Linked DNA regions of Mus musculus: region 2 is linked to region 1. A link is a loop called in an ENCODE intact Hi-C map of the cell type or tissue named here. Cell type or tissue: heart. All regions are shown on one strand. Links, peaks and the distances in the headings refer to the core of each region. The heading gives the core; the rest is flanking DNA. Region 1 overlaps Lrmda (leucine rich melanocyte differentiation associated). Region 2 overlaps Zfp503 (zinc finger protein 503).

What was found. A loop is a pair of places that touch in the nucleus more often than their neighbours do. Peaks named below come from ENCODE experiments on the same cell type or tissue, not always from the same donor. Only the 100,000 strongest peaks of a DNase experiment are listed, where the experiment ranks them.
Region 2: it touches region 1 in a loop (2.3-fold over the local background); 4 of 42 quality-filtered maps call a loop at or near these places.

The regions. Positions count from the first base shown.
Region 1 is chr14:22,034,589-22,037,488 of GRCm38, forward strand. The region is part of intron 2 of Lrmda (leucine rich melanocyte differentiation associated); the gene reads left to right. It overlaps Gm41107 (a long non-coding RNA gene), which reads left to right. Exons shown (of 2, transcript XR_874399.2): 2 at 1-2,900. Among named protein-coding and RNA genes, the nearest start is that of Gm41107, 4.8 kb to the left of the region's middle. In heart, for the core only: no CTCF peak of the experiment used is centred there; a DNase peak (open chromatin) is centred at 1,493.
Region 2 is chr14:21,984,840-21,987,739 of GRCm38, forward strand. Zfp503 (zinc finger protein 503) reads right to left here. Exons shown (of 3, transcript NM_145459.3): 2 at 2,365-2,900; 3 at 1-1,677. The coding sequence starts at 2,694. The coding sequence ends at 49. Among named protein-coding and RNA genes, the nearest start is that of A330001L22Rik, 3.2 kb to the right of the region's middle. In heart, for the core only: a CTCF peak has its summit at 1,315; DNase peaks (open chromatin) are centred at 972, 1,352, 2,062 and 2,412; H3K4me3 peaks cover 2,500 bases; H3K27ac peaks cover 2,500 bases; H3K27me3 peaks cover 711 bases.

The DNA of each region.
Region 1 (2,900 bases), core at 239-2,738:
TGGATTTCTACCCACTGAGCACAGAAGGTAGAGCGTGGGCCATAGAAGGTAAGACAGGGTTGGGAATGGTGGGCAGCCACAGAGAGTTGTGACTGATGCAGGCTACGTCTGAGCTTTATTTTCTCAGAGACGACCTGTAACACACAGGAAGCACTTCCCACTAGCTGTGCCTCAATATTTCCTATAGTAATTGGGGGTATTCTAAGCATCAACTTTTATTTTCACTGAAACAGTTTTTGTCCTCTGGAACCTGAGGCCTCTTAGCTCTACCCATCTCTCTGCCTTCTTGTCTGTTCACAGGATATGATTTTGAGGTGTCAGTGATATTGCTATTCATGTTATGTCGGGGAGGGAGCTTTGGTGCTTTGAGGGTGGTCAGGGTAGCAAGACCGGCAGAACTTTTAACTCTTTTATACTTTCTAGGGAAAGTATAAAACCAGGCCACCAGGTTCTCCACCACAGAGACCTGCGGCTGCAGGATGCAGTTTGTTGCTTGATGGCCTTGGTAGTTGTTCTGTGTTTAGTGCATGAGGCTAGGATGCTAAATGCCTTGCTTAGTGTTCATCTGGGATGAAACAACAACAACAATAGCAACAACAATAACAACAACAAAACCAACCCTCTTCCCCTGAATGTGTGTTCCACTGAGGACCTGTGGATGCTTTTGTAGAATGACTCCCTAGATAGCCTTCATGGTAAAAACAAACTGGGCAGTAAACATTGAGAGGTGGTTGGTGTCCTCTCCAAGGGAGTCTAGGGATGGGGAGTTGAAGACATGATCCCAGCAATTATGTTTCTTTTCTTATTAGCAGATAGCAGCTAATGTTATGCAGGGCTCACTCCTTCCAAGGCCGGGAAGAACACTTCCCATATGTGTCTACTATAGCCCTATGTTCTCCAAATGAAACTATCGGAACCCACATCTCACACACAAAGTGGCTGAGGCCCAGGGAAGCCCAGATGCTCACTCAAGGCTGCACTGATGCTTAGAACAGTCAGAGAGTTGGGGTTGCATGTGCCAGGTCTGACTCTGGTTTTGTAGTTTTTCTGAATTGCTCTTATAATACAAACTAGCACTATTTATTTATTTATCTATTTATTTATTTTTTTTGCATTATTGTTTTTAATGACCTCTAAACTTTGGCTTTTCTGTGTAGCAATGTTTCCTTTTCCCTGTTAAAATCCCTAACAGCCAGTAGAAATAGCTATGACAGCGTTTCTAGTGCACCCCAAGACGCCCCAGGCCTCAGCTAGAGCCACACTACTTCTCCTCCCTCTTTCTCCCGCCTTTTAAAACCAGCTCTAGTTTGGGAAGCTGAGTACAGCAGTGCCCCAGGAGGCCCAGGTGGACTCAGAAGCAAGGCTTCCCAGAGGACTCACCCTGGGCTACAGTGCTTCTCCCTTTAGGCTGTGCAGGTTGGCTCAAATCCAAGGTGGTGGTCATGGGAAAAATTATTCAGCCTTGCTGTCCCAGCCCTGGAACAGTGGACCTTGGTTTTTGAGTCAGAGAGAAGATGTATGTGTGTGTGTGTGTGTGTGTGTGTGTGTGTGTGTGTGTGTTCACTTGCACATGGGCTCACACGCCCATACACTCCCTATCTGAAAGCCTCTTTCGTCTCCTCTGGGACTGGCTGTTGGTGGCTTTAGCTGCTCCATGTTCCCGGATGATGAAAGGGAGCCATTATCCTCTTTTTGCTTGGGTGTCTGTGTTTAATTGTAGGAATTTAATAACGACAAATTCTCCTTGGCTGAGGCTTTTCATGCCAGCTGTTTTCTCTTTTCCTTTGGACCCTTCCTCATCCATGCTGTAGCACAAGGTCACTTAGGGTTTACAATGAGATACAAACACACGCGCAGGTTTTCTTTAGAGTTGAAAAAAAAATAAAGGCTCCTCCCCCAGACCCGTCATTATGGAGATCAGCTGTGCACCCCACTCCCCATACCCCGTAAGCTGCTCTCTTGACTATACACAGAACCCTGTTCTTCATTCTTCAGGGTGTCTGCTTTTTCTCTGGTTATGCAGAAACAAGAGATGGGCACAATGCAGAAGACCAACAAAAGAGGTTTAGAAGGAAAAAAAAATCCCCAATCATTCTTGAGAGTTATTAAAAACAATTGGAGGCGAGAGCGAAAGAAGGGCTTCCAGCCCCCGTCCAGCCCATCTCCTGCTTCTGGGGAAGTGCTTTTTTAAGGAAATGCACCATTGTTAAAACTTTTCCTCCCCCCTTGATGGATTTATTTATAAGGTAGAGAAATATTTTCCCCATAATTGGGTAACTCTTAATAGTAGCAATTGCATATTTATCAGTGTGAGGGGCTGTTATTAATGTAACTGTCAGGCCCAAACACATTTCTGCATTAAATCCATTTAGTATGTGCATTATTCGGGCATGAATGTCACCGGGACATCAAAGCCCCGTAGGCATGGGGGCTCAGTGCCCTGCTGCGGCTGCCGAACAGGCCCTTGATCAATAAATGTAACATGTTAATGCAGAGCAAATAGAATAAAAGATTTCTTTGACAAGACATGAAAAATCACCTTGTGGCAGCTGGCATGTGATGCATTTCTGGGGGAGACACCAGCAAAGTTGATCTGACAAGTAAAGAGAGGAGATGATGGCTGGAAGGTGCTTTTGTTTCAAACTTCTTTCTTGACCTGTCAGGTTTTGAAGGCGCCTCAATGGCTCTTTTTTTTGTCATGTGAAAATTGTAGTCTTAGGTAGTTATGAAGCAGTTATCTCTTCTCGGGATTGTGAATGCTGCTGTTTAATTGATTCACTTAGCATTTGAAACTGTCACGCATTAATAATTGCGAAATCCTGTAGATACTGCGCACGGAGTGTGTCACGCTTAAATGTGTAGTTATCAGAAAATTAATATCCTTAATGAACCAGTGCTTT
Region 2 (2,900 bases), core at 282-2,781, 50 kb before region 1:
CTCCCATCCCCCAGATCCTTCCTCTTTCCAAATTCCTCTGGGCCGCCCTCACTGATACCCCAGTGCGGAGGCAGTGGTCAGTCTCTGTCCGTAGAGGGCATAAGGGGAGTAGTATGGTCCGGTGGCGGCAGGCACCGGCACTGGGGCACCGGGCGTGGGGAGCGGGCTCTTGGAATACGGGTGGTAGCGGCTGCTGAGTCCCAGTGCGTGGTGGGGGCTGCGCAGCGCCAGAGTCCCTGGGCTGCCCGGTGCGCCCGACGTGGGGATGTGCATGTGACAAGCCATGGCTGCTGCTGCGGCGCTGGCGAGAGACGAAGAACTGGGGTAGCCCGACAGCAGTTTGTCTGTCCCTGGGAAGGCCGTATGGGTCCGCAAGTGGCTCAGCAGCTCTTCGGAAGTGGCGAAGCGCTTGTCGCACGGCCCATTAGCAGACACCCAGTTGCAGATGTGGGGGAGCGGGTCGTTAGGGAGCATGAAACCGTAGGGGTAGAGGGGGTGGCCGGCTAGGGAGGGTGGTGTGGCGCCCGCAGCGGCCGCAGCCGTCAGCGAGGAGTGAACGCCGTGCAGTGGGTGCGTGGGGTATACTAGCGGGTATCCCGATTTGAGCGCTGCTGCTGCAGCGGCCGGATCATGAGCGCACGAGGCGCTGGCGGCTGCAGCCCCGGCCAAGTGGCTGGCGCAGTGGTAGCTGAGGCAGTATGGGTCCCGGCACAAACTAGCTGTCATCACTGATGGAGGCGACGCCCCGGCCAGAGGACTCGAACCCGCTGGCTTACTGCAGCCAAGAGAGCCGGCTGCGGCCGCTGCCAGCTGAGCCCCTACCAGGCTGCCAGGTTTAGTGGGGTCGAGTGCCACACCGTGTGGCAAGAACTGGGGCGGGTAGCCAGCGTAGGCCCCAGCCAGGCTGCCTGGGTAGGTCATGCCCGCAGGGGGTAGAGGGAACACTGTCTGGCCCGGTTTGTAGGGAGATACCGGGGCCACCAGACCGGAGCCCAAAACCGACGACGAGGTGGGCGCGCTGGGGCCCGAACCCGAGCTTGAGCTGGAAGAGCCGCCACAGTCCGAGCCTAGAGCCTTGCCTCCTGGACCCCCTTCCGAGTGCTGGTTCACGTCCACGTTAATTCCGCCGCCGCAGCTAATCCGGCCGTGCCCCAGCCCGGCGGGTACCCCGTCTGCCGAGGCGCCCCCGGAGCCTTTGCTGCTGCCACCGCCGCCAGCTTCCGGATCTTTCTTGTCGTCCTTGCCCTCCGGGCCACCCCCGGCGGAGGGCAGCATGCCTCCCGGCGAACAGGCCGAGGCGCTGGAGCTGGGACTGCCTGTCCTGGGCGTAAATGGCTGGCAGGTGGCGCTCGGTACCCGGAATCCTGACTTCTCTGCAGCAACACCCCCGCCGCCGCCCCCGCCGCCGCCGCCTCCGCCGCCGCCTCCCGGCTCCTTCTTATCTGAACCGGGTTTGGAGTAAGGCTTGAAACTCGACTTGTCCTCCACGCCGATGTCGCTCAGCTTCAAGGGGCCCGACTTGGCGTCCTTGTCGCCCCCAGCTCCGTTGCCTGCACCACCCGCGCCGCCGCCGTTGGAGGCGACCGAGGAGAGTTTGGAAGAAGGCGAAGGGTCCGGCTTCCCTATCTGCGAACATGTTTGAGCCAGCAGCGCCAGTGGGCTCTTCTTGGCGTCCAGCTGCGGAGTCAGATGGGGAGGGGTTCACACAGAGAAAGAGAGAAACCCTTTAGAAACCTGCACTTAGGGTTCTAGTGCCCTTCGTAACAGCCCGCGAAAAGCATTTCAACTTCCAGGCGCAATTCTAAGTGGCACCCCACTCCGTATCCTTGGGAAAGATGCCAGAACCCCCTGGTCGCTCTAGGATCCTTCCTGAATTCTTTAAGTCACTACTTAGATTTGGAAACAATCTCTCGCAAATGTTTTGGTTTTCATCCCTTTAGATCCAGAATTGTACCCTCTTCCCCAGCACACACTCCTTGATTCTAAAGTGTGAGTGCTTGAGTGGTTGGCGCCTCCGAGGCTGTGTAAATATACTAGCTTCTGAGGAAGGCGACTTTGGAACAGTATACAGGCCCTTGTCCGCCTAGGGGCCGATGGGGGAGGGCTAGGTACATAGGGACTTTAATACAAAAAGGAGACAAGTTTGTGTGGCTTTGCCCCTTAGAATTTGCACCCAATTTCATCTCGTTGCTCTCTACTGACTAAGGTTGAGGAAGTACTGTCCTTTCCTCCCATCCTGGAGCTGAATCACTTCGACTGCCCCCACCCCCACTCCGAGAGCCCCAGATCCCAGGGGGGAAAGAAACCCCACAGGAAGGCAGCCCTGGTAGGGGACTCAGCTTGACCCCGAGAGAAGGTCCTTACCTCGATGGGGCTGACGGGCGTGGAAGGCAGGGGTTGCAAATACTCTGGGTGCAAAATGTGGCCAGTCCGTGCCGTCAGCATCTTCAGCACCTTGATGGGCAGGCGGTTAGCCTGGCGCAGGGGGTCAGAGGGGGGCACAGCGTGCACAAAAGGCTTGGTGCTGCCGGCCGGGGAGGAGCCTGGGCCGTGGCCGGAGCAATTTCCAGAAAGCGCGCTGGTCCAGGCAGGGTCCGCGCTGCCGCCGCCGCTGCCGCCGCCGCCGCCGCCGCCGCCGCCGCCGCCGCTGTGCTTACTGCTTCTTAGGGCAGAAAGCGAGGGCGCTGTGCTCATGACCCACCCGCGCGCATGGGAGCAGCGGGGGGAGGGCTCCGAGATGCGCGGGGCGGGCTCGGGGCTGCGCGCTCGCCCGGGGAGCGGGAGCAGCTGGAGGAGGAGCTGGCGCGGCGGACGCGGGAGCCCCGCGCGCTTTCTCGCCGCCGGGAGCCAGAAGCGAATAATCCTGGGTGGCCCGCAGCGGAGCCGTGATGGGGCTAGAA